2 separate regions of the Homo sapiens genome follow, and region 1 is linked to region 2. The links are chromatin contacts, found by Hi-C or POLR2A ChIA-PET in ENCODE. All regions are on one chromosome and are shown on one strand. The core of a region is the stretch at or near the end of the contact, and the rest is flanking DNA. Distances in the headings are between cores, read along the strand shown.

What was found. A loop is a pair of places that touch in the nucleus more often than their neighbours do. ChIA-PET counts read pairs that join two places held with the same protein, here RNA polymerase II (POLR2A). Pooled maps may share reads with other maps.
Region 1: a map of gastrocnemius medialis shows a loop between it and region 2 (2.5-fold over the local background). The contact joins two enhancer-like sites. A Hi-C loop is called at or near these places in 13 of 168 maps with a recorded cell type or tissue (DLD1, HCT116, HepG2 and 10 more) and 2 of 50 pooled maps. POLR2A ChIA-PET finds 5 or more read pairs at or near these places in 5 of 52 experiments (Caco-2, MCF 10A, PC-9 and 2 more).

The regions. Positions count from the first base shown.
Region 1 is chr5:67,086,270-67,091,727 of GRCh38, forward strand. It overlaps MAST4 (microtubule associated serine/threonine kinase family member 4), which reads left to right. Exons shown (of 29, transcript NM_001164664.2): 6 at 3,893-3,962. Among named protein-coding and RNA genes, the nearest start is that of MAST4-AS1, 85 kb to the left of the region's middle. Within about 2 kb of position 3,267, at least 4 of the 41 ENCODE cell types and tissues checked have a DNase peak (open chromatin) inside an H3K27ac peak, as active enhancers do; they include gastrocnemius medialis, where a contact is called at or near this core.
Region 2 is chr5:67,047,163-67,052,796 of GRCh38, forward strand. The region is part of intron 4 of MAST4 (microtubule associated serine/threonine kinase family member 4); the gene reads left to right. Among named protein-coding and RNA genes, the nearest start is that of MAST4-AS1, 46 kb to the left of the region's middle. Within about 2 kb of position 3,174, at least 2 of the 41 ENCODE cell types and tissues checked have a DNase peak (open chromatin) inside an H3K27ac peak, as active enhancers do; they include gastrocnemius medialis, where a contact is called at or near this core.

The DNA.
Region 1 (5,458 bases), core at 2,017-4,516, 39 kb after region 2:
TTAATAATCTATAGAGGGCATAGCATATGCCTTTTAAAAAGATTTGCAGCTTGCTTCTATGTGGCAAAGACACAGGACTTCTCCAATCTAATTACAAAGCAATCAAACAATTTAATTAATCTGGAAATCACTTTCTTAACAATAGCTGCTGCTAAAATGAGGCACCCTGTGTAGTGCCGTTAGGTAAAGTATGTTTTTCCTACACTGTTTATGTATTAGCCATGCTAGTTCCCCAGGGGGATCATGGAGTTAATTACCTACCTAATGCCTGACCACTACTAAGGTTTACTTTACCAGGTCAGAAACATCAGCAGCGATACCAGCAGTCTATAAAGTGTCCTAGCACTCAAACATCCAAGAGCCAGCAAATCCCTGGGAGCAGCAGGATTTTAGTTATAAGCAAGTGCTGCACATATGGGCAGAGAATTAACTGGCACCAGTTTTCATTTGGGAGTCTCTCAGGTATTGCTTTGCAGATGGGTGGATGAATTCAGAGAGCAGTGCTATGAGGAGTGAAGGTCATGTATAAGACTCGGGTTTCACTCCTTCTTACTCTCATCCTGGGGAAGCACTGTGCATGTGCACAGCAGTCAAGTCCTCATCGCTGAGTTTAGAACATATAACATGTGCTTTATAATTTGGCCTGTTCTAAATTAGCAGTATTTTGATCACTGTATAACAAAATAGTATTGCTAAGTCTTCAGAGACTGAGTAGGAGTCAATTTTTATTTCAAATAAGAACAAAGACTTCAGAGATTGACTTCTACCTGCCTAATCTGCTAGTCTTATAATTCCTCCCTAAGGAAAATGGAGGAATTTCTGTAATAAGTAACACAGAAGTCTATAGAATGCTCATTGACCCTTTTCTTCTGTTACCACCACGACTCCATTTCTCTCCCAAAATTTCCTATTAGAGGGTCAGTCATTTTCCCAATCTACCCACATTGGAAACATCAGTCACTTTTTTAGCCTGTATCCTTTTTCACTCGTTTCTAATCTGCTAACGACTATGCTTGGTTTGCCCACCAGAATATCCTTTCTCTTGACCTTCCATGTCCTGGTCTAGGTCCCTCCTCCTCTGCTACTCCCCTGGCCACCCATACCAATTACACTCAGGCCAGCTTAGAACCTCCAGCATCTCTCTCTTGCCTCCAAGTATTTCTTAAAGCCTCTAACTAATCAGTACCAATAAACACAGCTCATTGGCTTTCCCAGTCTGAATTCCCTTCAGTCAGAGAAACTGTCTCGATTGCCTTGCCCTACTGTGTTTGGGTTGTTTCTGACTCCTTCCTGAAGTCACCTTCTGTTTCTCCTCTTACCTAAAACCTGCTAAACTGCCCTGAAATTGAGCTAGAGTCCCTTGTCCTTAAGGAATTATCAGTTGCTCTAGCCCACATCACTCTCACTCATTTTCTCTAATATCCTCTGACAGTTAAGAGCCTTAATGATAATTCATATGTGTATGTATATGTGTGTATACGTATATATATATTTGCATTTTAATTTAGCTTTTTGGTCTGACATGAAGCAGAAACATCTGCGATTAGTAAGATAGAACTAACACCTCTATAGTCTTGAAGTTGAAGATGTGGGAATTTAAGTTAGGTTTTACAGCAGTGTAGTAGATGAGAAGAAAATGAGGAAAATGTTCAAGCAATGGACCTAGAAAGGCAGCCTAAGATGCGAAGGCAAAATCTGAATATGGGAAATGGTTAGTGGCAGCCTTGTTTTATTTTTATTATTTTTTTATTTTTTAGAGCAGAGTTAAATTCACCTCTTTATCTATATCTCTGCCCATTCATCCTGAAGATGAAGGGTCAGCATGGGGACCATTCACTAATATCCCTAAAAGTGAAAAGGGTTTTAAGTCAATTCTTTGTTTCTTCTTTCTTCAGATTAAAAAATATATATTAATAAGCTCTCTGTATTGTTCTAGTTGATCACGTTGTAATCTCCAGGTATAGTGTTTTCTTTACAAAGAACACAGGGCTAAGAATTCGGTGCCAGGTTTCATTGGCCTTATGATTTCATTTTGAGTGAATAAGTGTAGCAGGGATTGTTCTTAGAATGTCTTGGCTTCAGATAATCAGTTATTGTGTTACGCCTAATTATTTACTGGTAGTTTGCTCTTTATGGTGTGTGAGCAAATTGAACACTTTTCCCAAATGAAAAACAAAATTTATATGAATATTTCTGGCATTAGATTATTTCCTTTAGGAAACAAAATTTTTAGCCATCTTGAAATTTGAGATTTTTAAAGGAATATGAGGAGAAGTATACAAGCTAAATTAGGGGTGTTGGGAGAGGGGATGAAGGCTATTGAGAGAAGTTGAAAGAACTTAATTTAGCTGTGTGTAGATAAATGGACAAAATGAATCCTGGATTACTGGATGGCAAAAGCAGAATTCATTTCTCCAGGGGCCCAAGGAATAACAGATGCAAAGCCATGATAAATTTCATTGCAGCAGGGGGAAAAATGCTTCATGATTCTCTATCCATAAAGAAATGGGCTTCTCAGCGCTTCCCAGTTAAATGGCTGTGATTGTGCTGTCTGTCTTAAAGTTAATGTCATTTGTTGAAGACATCACTATAAAATTTGCAACCTTCAGTTAATTGAGAAATTTCGGTAGAGATATAGCCAGTCCAAAAGTCCTCAAGGTAACACTAAACTTATCCTCCTTAATGTGTTAGTCTATTCTTTCTGCACACTGGTAATAAATTGTTTCTACCTTTACAGCCATGTACTGACTTTGACATAAAATCTTGTCTTCCTTACACCCAATTACAATAGTCACTTTCATTAAGAAACCAGTAATGTGGCAATTGGCTTGCCCTTAGGGATTAAACATAGCTTCCTGATTTATTTTTCCTTTTTCCTTTTTCTAGAAGGTACAGGATTGCTTTGCAGCCTTTCCTTGCCCACTTATTTAAACCAGCTACAGTTCCATGTGGTCCTCAGACAATTCCGCCAATCTAATTAAACATGCAGAGGGAAGCAGGGTGGTCTGGAGTGTCCTGAACTTGCCCTCGCCAGCTGCTGGCCAAGCTTTCTCAATGATCAGCAGCAGGTTGAGTGGGCTAATGGAGAAAGTAACAAGCCCCAGAGGAGCTGCCCTCCTTCCAACGAGCAATCACTGCCCCACACCACCCCTGAAGGCCTGGGGAAGATGAGCTCTGCCAGCCTTTGTGTGGCTGTGGCTTTTTGAGGCTGCCTGGCCAGTCACAGTCCAGCTGCTTAGGAGCAGAGGGATTGTTGAGGAAAATATTGACAACGGGTAATCCTGCTGAGCCACTTGGCAATGCTGAGATAGATCTGGGTCATTGAGAAATAGGTCCAAACTGCTGTGGTCTTCCCAGTGTTTTACAACTAGTTCTGACACATCCACCTTTAAAATATGTGCTTCAGAATATGAGGATTTATCTTCAGGAACTCAGACTCTTATTCATTCTACTGTAAACAAAAAGTACTAAGGCTGCCTGCTAAAATGGAAAACACCTCCAACTGAAGCATATGCTTACCCATGCATCCTGCTCATTGAAATGTTCGCATCTGGAGGGTCACAACCAAGACTTGTATATATTCATTACTCTATCAGATTGAAATATTTGTATTGTTATCTCCATGCAGGACTCCTGGTTGGTGATATAGCTGAAAGTGTTTATTCATGTGTCTTGCACACTTAGAAAGCTGTGCTGGAACTCATGCTCCCCCATCCCCATCTCCTCCCCACCGCCCACCCCACCATCCCTGGTCCAGGTAAAACTAAAGCATTATTGGAGGAAAGGACATTCTACAGAAATGTAAATAAACTTATTTCTAAGGAGAGAATTATTGATGTGGAAATGATACACAAAATCATGTAGTAAATTTCTCTCTTTTCTCTTTCTCTAGGAAATAGCCCTCAAGATAGTCCAAGAAATTTCTCCCCCAGTGCCTCAGCCCATTTTTCATTTGCACGGAGGTAAGGACTTTTTGTGAGTGGAGGCATAAGGTCTTATAGAGAGAATCCCATTTTCCTCTCCCTCTCCCCACTTCTCCCCCTCCCCACTTCTTCCCGTCCCCACTTCTCCCCCTCCCCACTTCCCCTTCCCCCCACTTCCCCTTCTGCCCCTCCCCACTTCCCCTTCTCCCCCTCCCCACTTTTCCCCCATCTCACTTCCCCCCTCCCCCTCCCCGCTTCTCCCCCTCCCCGCTTCTCCCCCTCCCCTGCTCCATGCCTTGTGAGGTCCTGCTCATTATTCTGTAAGGCCTTCTCCAAAGCCCCACTGGCCAAAGAGCTTAGGCTGCCACAAAGCTTTGTTTTAACACACCTGCTTTAACAGTTTCAAGGCAGCAATTTAGTGATCCCATTGAGAAAAAGCCATGCATGGGCTATAGGATGTTTTCTGCTTTCTCTTCCTATCATGTTTGCAATTGGGCACCAGCCGTCAAAGATAGATGTCTCATAACGGGACCACTGAGTCAAGAGGAAGTGTTTTCATTGTTCAGAGGATAGCAGGCACACAATGTCATGTCACACCATGTTCATTGTGGATTTTCTGCTATGACGTAGCCAAGTCAGAGGAGTGTGCACAGTCATCTCTTCTGTGTTCTGCATGTGAAATTTGTCTGCTTCGCCCTGTCAGATGCAATCCTTCACCTTCCTGGGCTCCTTCATCCCTCTCACATGCATAGCTTGTCCTCCTCTGCCCAGGAAAAACACCGAGAAAACAAAATGGCACCTTCAGCCAAGTTTCTGAATATTCAGGATAAACTCGGTTTATGGTCTGAATGTCCTAGATATTTGTTCAGTTTTCCTCAGAGACCTAACTATATCCTAAAGTGGATTAAAGTAGGACTTAATAAAGACATATAGGTAGGTTAAAAAAAAATACTTGTTCTTACACATGTGACTAACTAGCAAAACTTGCAGTGCCCTCACGACCGTTTGTCAGCATGTCATGCATTTTACGTTACTAAGTCTAGAAAAAAAAGTTGCGGCATTTTCAGAGTTCTGTGTAATTAAGATTTCATTATAAATCTGATGTAAAAAAGTTTGTTCTTTCATAGTTTAGTTGTTTCCCATCATGTGTTAAATGCCTTTATGTATCTCACCATGGGGACAATACAAGAGTGATAAAAACATCATCTCCAGGGAACTTATTGAGACCCATACACTGTTTTTACCCCCAGCTCCAGCTTTTCTTTTTTCAGCTTATTTAGTACTGTAAGAAAATGTACTGGTCCCAGAAAGCCTGTTTACCCAGTGAATATTAATTCATAATAGTGCTACTATTCCAAGTGGAAAGAATATCCTATAAAAATTGATAAACAAGTGTTTACTATAGTCTTTAAAACATATCTCTATAAAGGGGAGAATGCATTTAATTATTATAAGTAATAAGCAAAATGGAAATCTCATGGAGTGCATTTAAACATGACAGAAATCACGGTATCTTAATCCTGGCAGATTTATAA
Region 2 (5,634 bases), core at 1,924-4,423:
TTCATCCTGCTTCCTCCTTTTAATCTAGCAGCCAGAATGATTCTCTAAAAACAAAAGTCAGGTTATGTTCAGAACCTTCCAACAGCTTCCCTTGTCACTCAGGGACCAGACTCTGCACTGTGGCCTGCAGGCTGCTGCAGACCTGCCTCCTGCCATGGCTCTACCATCCTCTGCTGGCACTCTTCCCTGGCTCTCTGCACGCCTGCCATGCTGGCCTGCCTGCTGCTCCTAGAACACTCTGGCCTCAGGGCCTCTGCTCTTGCTGAATGCTCACTTCCTTGCTTTCTGGTCTTATCCTCTCTCACCTCCCCAGTGAGGCCTTTCCTGACCACCTGTTTGAAATTGTGAACTCCCACCCCTGCAATCTCTGTCCTACTTTGTGCATTATTTTTCCTCCATCGCTATCTCATGTACCACAAATTTTACAAATTTGTTATGTTCATTTTCTGCTTTTCCCTCCAAAATGTAAGCTCCCTTGAGAGCAGAGATTTTTGTTTGTTTAGAATAGTGCCTAGCATATCTTAGGCACTCAGAAAGTAATTTATTGAAGTAATTAATGAAAGCCTGGGTGGAGCTCTGATTTCATGGGCCATAGGGAAGAGGATCCCAGCGAGTTTCTTAACTTCACATTAGTAGCAAAGGGTGTGTGACAAAGGCAGAGAACAGCTTTGTTGTTTGTCTCTGCTGCCTTCTAAGGAGGAATAGTGCTTATCCAGCCAGCTACTAGGTGTGACCTTGTGCTATTCAGAAAAAGTGGTGGAGATGTAGACTTGAAGATGCCTAGAAAGAAAGGGTCGACTGATTTACATGAGAAAGACAATTATTTCTGGGAGAAGACAACAGAATGTAGGCAAAAATAGAGATATCCAGGTGAAGCAGCAATAAGCAGGATTTGGGCAAGAGGTGTCCAAAGATTTTAAGAAATATTTGCTTTATGTTGCATGATATAATTTTTCTTTCAAATATAGCCTCTTATCAAAGACATTTTTCAAAGCTTTTTCAATCAAATGCACAGAGTTCTAGATCTTTAATGTTGCAAAGAGGAAAAAGAAATGTCCATGATATATAATTTTAGTGCATTTAGGAATCCTAAAATTTGCTTCAAAGGAATAATCTAAAAAGGGAATGAATTAGACCCATATTTACGTTGCCATGGTTAAACCTCAAAAACATAATGTTGAGTGAAAAAAAGTAAGTTACAGAATATCTAATTCTGTAGACATTCATCCAAAAGTATAATTCATCCAAAAGTCAAAAACATGACTGTCATACAAATATGAAGTGAACATGTATCAAATATTTTGTTTAACATATCAGTGAGGGCAGCAGTAACATATTAAAACAGGTTCAAAGAGATTTTTTTAAAATCAGACATATATGAATAGATATACATAAATAGTCAGGAATTATGAAACAAATTTGCTCATAGATGCAAAATTAGTATCTTATAGGACAGTGATAGTAAATATTTGAGGTCATCTTTCCTTGGGGTGGACATTAATTGTATCTTCACCAGATAAAATTCATTTACATTATTATGGATGGGAATCATTTGCATTACTCCCAGTTTTCTACTTAACTTCAGCTTCTACAGAGTTTTTAAATCACCTAGTCAATAGAAAAACAATGTGTATACCTTTACAGAATCAAATAATTCCCAGGGATCGTCTGCTATACAAAGCCCAACAAGCCACTAAAAGGTAACTGTTAATTTCTTTTGTACAATTTCAAGTCTCTGTTTTTCCTGTTATGTGATACTACTAGTGAAAAGTGGAAGCACACACATATAGTGTGGTTATACATATAGCATATATATATATATATGTATATATATATATACACACACATATATATATATACGTATATATATATATATATACGTGTATATATATATATACGTATATATATATATATATACACTACCATACCAAGAATGAATGGGCAAGCTGCAAGCCCCAGTTCTTTCAGTAGTTGCCTTTTGGGGACTGGAATATGTTATTGGCTTGGACTTCAGAGAGTACATTTTGTTCTCTTTCTAGTTTCTATATCTTTTTTAAAGATTGGAAACAAATAGCACAAATGATACAGTTGCTTGTTCCAGTGTGGTAGGATTTGTTGGATTATTTTTCTATTAAAATTTTTGAGACCAAAAAAAGTAAGTTTATGAATATTTATCTCATCTGTTTCAATCCCTTCATTGTGAAGAAATGGAGACAGAAAGCTGCTTAGTTCATAACATTTATGCAGCATTACCACATTAGCTAGACAATTTCTGCCTCCTGGTCATGCCCTATTTCTTCCACTTCAGCCTTCTTCTTTAAGAAATATTCAAATGTTCATCTTCTCTAAAGGTGTGAGGAAATAGTTAGCAGATGTTCATGGACAGTAAAGCTTTGGTCTATGATGGGTCTCCTGTGCAAATTTATCAAATTTTCATTAGGACGATGTAATAATTCTAGCTTTCCAGAATTACCGGGGCCCCTCTTACTCAATTCACTATATTATTACTGCCCCTCAATGGTGGTTAGTCTTATTTTTTACTGAATGTTGACCTTTCAAGTCAGCTGTCAATGTAAAAATCACTGCCTGTCGGGGTTTCCTCTCTTCATTTTTCTTGCCATGGTCAGAAATGATCAGAATTTATGTCTCAAAGTGAATGTAATTTAAAATTAAGTTGGATTTCAGCTACTCAGAGTAATTGGAAAAGGCCACAGCCTGGTGGGCTTCACAGCTTTCAGAGACCTGGTAGGGGATGGCTAACAGGTTCTTCTGCCAGGAGACAAGTGGCAGACCCAGGTGTGAAACTTTTACAGGTCCCACCAAGCCTTTCTTATGGAGCACAGAGCATAAGGACAACTTCTGCAGAAATGGAATGGGGTACTTGGAACCAAAAATACATACACCTCCTTTCCCACCTGCCTCCAGCTTAGTAGCCCATAGTCCTCTTTGTCCCTCACACTGAGCCAGGCCTGACTTAGATGATGAAATGCATGGCCTGTCTCTTCACCTTCTTAGCAAATGGGAGGTGCTGTTGGCAGTAATTAAGAAATTGAGAAGCTCCTTGTGAAACTGTTTTCGCGATGGTAATAGTGAACTCAGGGAGCAGGTGTGGTGCCTCTTTCAGTCCTCATTTCACCTGCCTGAGCAAAAACCATGCAGACAAAACACTTCCTGGTGGTGACCTCATGTCACTCCAAAGCATCTCCACCCAAGCACCTGTTCAGCTGTGACATTCTTACACGCAGTGTTCTGTCCATGCCTGCTCACCTCCTGCCCCTCAGGGGCAGCCAGTCCTCCCTCAAGGTCCTATCATCAGAACATCTTTTCCCCTTCCCATTCTTCTCGGATTCTGTAGTCAGCAAGGTGCATTTCTTGTGCTCTGTGTCTAAGTTATCTTTCTGTGTCTCATAGTTGCCCCTAGGAGGAGCTTCCCAAGGAGGTACCAGATAAATGAAGTAAAAATAAATGCTTGTGATCATCAGCTCCTGTCCTAATCCATTGTTTATGCCATTGTCTCAAGTTGTTATATGACTGTCTTCTCAGCCTAAATTCTGAATTTGCAAGTAGTGACTCTGTGCCATTGTGTTAATAGAACAATAGTTGTCACTTTCCAAATTCAGAGAACAAACTGTGCAACTCACCCACAGGAAAGTAAGTTTTTCCATGTGCTGCTTCAACTGGAGAACTGATAGAGGGTACTTTGTGGGAAGTGGTTAGTCTCATGTTGGGCTTTCACGTCGGAGCATGGGCATGGTGAATGGCTTCTAGCTGTTGAAGAATGAAGTCAAAAGAATGTATTTGGGGATGGAATAGCTGCAATTTGAGTTCATAACTTTTCTTTAGTTTCATTTTTGCGGTCATGTCCCTGTATCCCTGAGGATGAAAACTGGAGATAACTCTTTACAAGCTCAAATGCTTAGATAAGGGTGAGTTATAAAAAAGATATTTCTGCTACAGGAGAAGTAGTATTCATGTTTAATCTGGTCGGACATCACCTGTTTTTCCCTTGGGTGACTTTGCTTGAAAAAAAAAAAACAAGGCAGAATTGACTTAGTTGTGCTGGTGAAAAGGAAGGAGCCTTTAATTTGCCTGAGTGGAGATGTTTCCACTGTTTTATCATTTAATGGGTTAAATGAGTAGGTGTGGCCATGAACACCTGGAGAGACTGCCTGACGTGCAGGTGCCATAAACTTCTGCTTTCATGGGCAGGAAAGTGTGTGATACCTGGAGGACAGAGGTCAGCTCAGCATTTTGCACCAATGTTATTATTAATGTGGGCATTGCCAGGTGCTGTGGCAACCTGGGTGACAGATGCAGTTCTAACCCACTTGAAGTTTTCTTACTGTTGGAGTTAAGTGCAGATTTTAATTCATTTATTGGGAATCAGGTACTTAGAGTAATAAGATTAGGTGACTGTCAGATATCCCAGAAGCAGGTAATACTGAGATTGGATGACTCTTCCTTCCTGTACCCTGGAAAGGTTTTCTACAGAATATCTCAGTAGGGTCCTAGGATTTTAAAAGTATTTAGATATATATATCAAGATATAGGTATTTGGGAATGAAATGCTGTGTAAAGTGTCCCTCTACCCTTGAAAATTTTAGCAACAAATTCATTCATAAGGCGAAGACCCCATTTCATAAGTATACAGATTTATTTCATGTACATATGGAAATATATCAGCCTATATTATATAAACACTGGCTTTGCTACTTTGGGATCATTTGATGTTTAAAAGTTTTCTATTTCATTGTTGAGAGAGATCCCAGAAAGTTCCAAGTCTGTTGTAATTTTAATATCATCTCTAGCTTCATGTTGAAAGGAAAAAAGATTAGAGGAGACACTTTCAGTGATGAATTATGCTTTGATTATTCATGGCATTTGTCAATAAGATATACCTTCGATAATTTGTTTTGTGTAACATACTACCCATACCTTAAATATGGTAAACTGTTCAAATTCTGAGGTAATTTGTTTTTAACTTCTCTTCTTTTAACTTTCTCATGTATTCATAGATGAAATAGCCTGTTTTCTTTCACTCTACATTGCATTCATAATGAATCATCTATTTATAAAGATTAGAAATCTGTATAGAGGAGTAGATGCACCCAGGATGACTGTAATGTAAATCTGTTTGTATATTGACCAAACAAGTATATTTTATTTGGGGGTTTTATTTAGACATTTCTTTTTGATATTTTTTTTGAATCACATTTTTGAAATCACTTTTCTACCCCTTTTTGATAGATTTTAAATAACTAATGGAATTGTGAGGGTTTGTTGTTCATGTTTTCATTTTTTAAAAAATCTAAATTGTTCATTGTTTTGCCTATTGTGGTAGTGTATGTACCTTAGTATGTATGGTAGTGTACGTTTCTTAGAAATTTTTTAAGTTTTTCTTAAATAACATTTTCTAAATTTAGTTTTAAGTATATCAGCATATTTCACTGATATATCTAGTTAAGATATTCATTAGATTATTTGCATTGACAGACATTTCTTATGAATTTTATTTATGCATATAAACAATAAATATGTTGAAAAGATCTTTATGCATGATGTAGATCAAATGCTAAACACGAAAAAATGTAGCCATTTTTATAATAACCTGAACTTCAGTTAATTTGCTGAAAG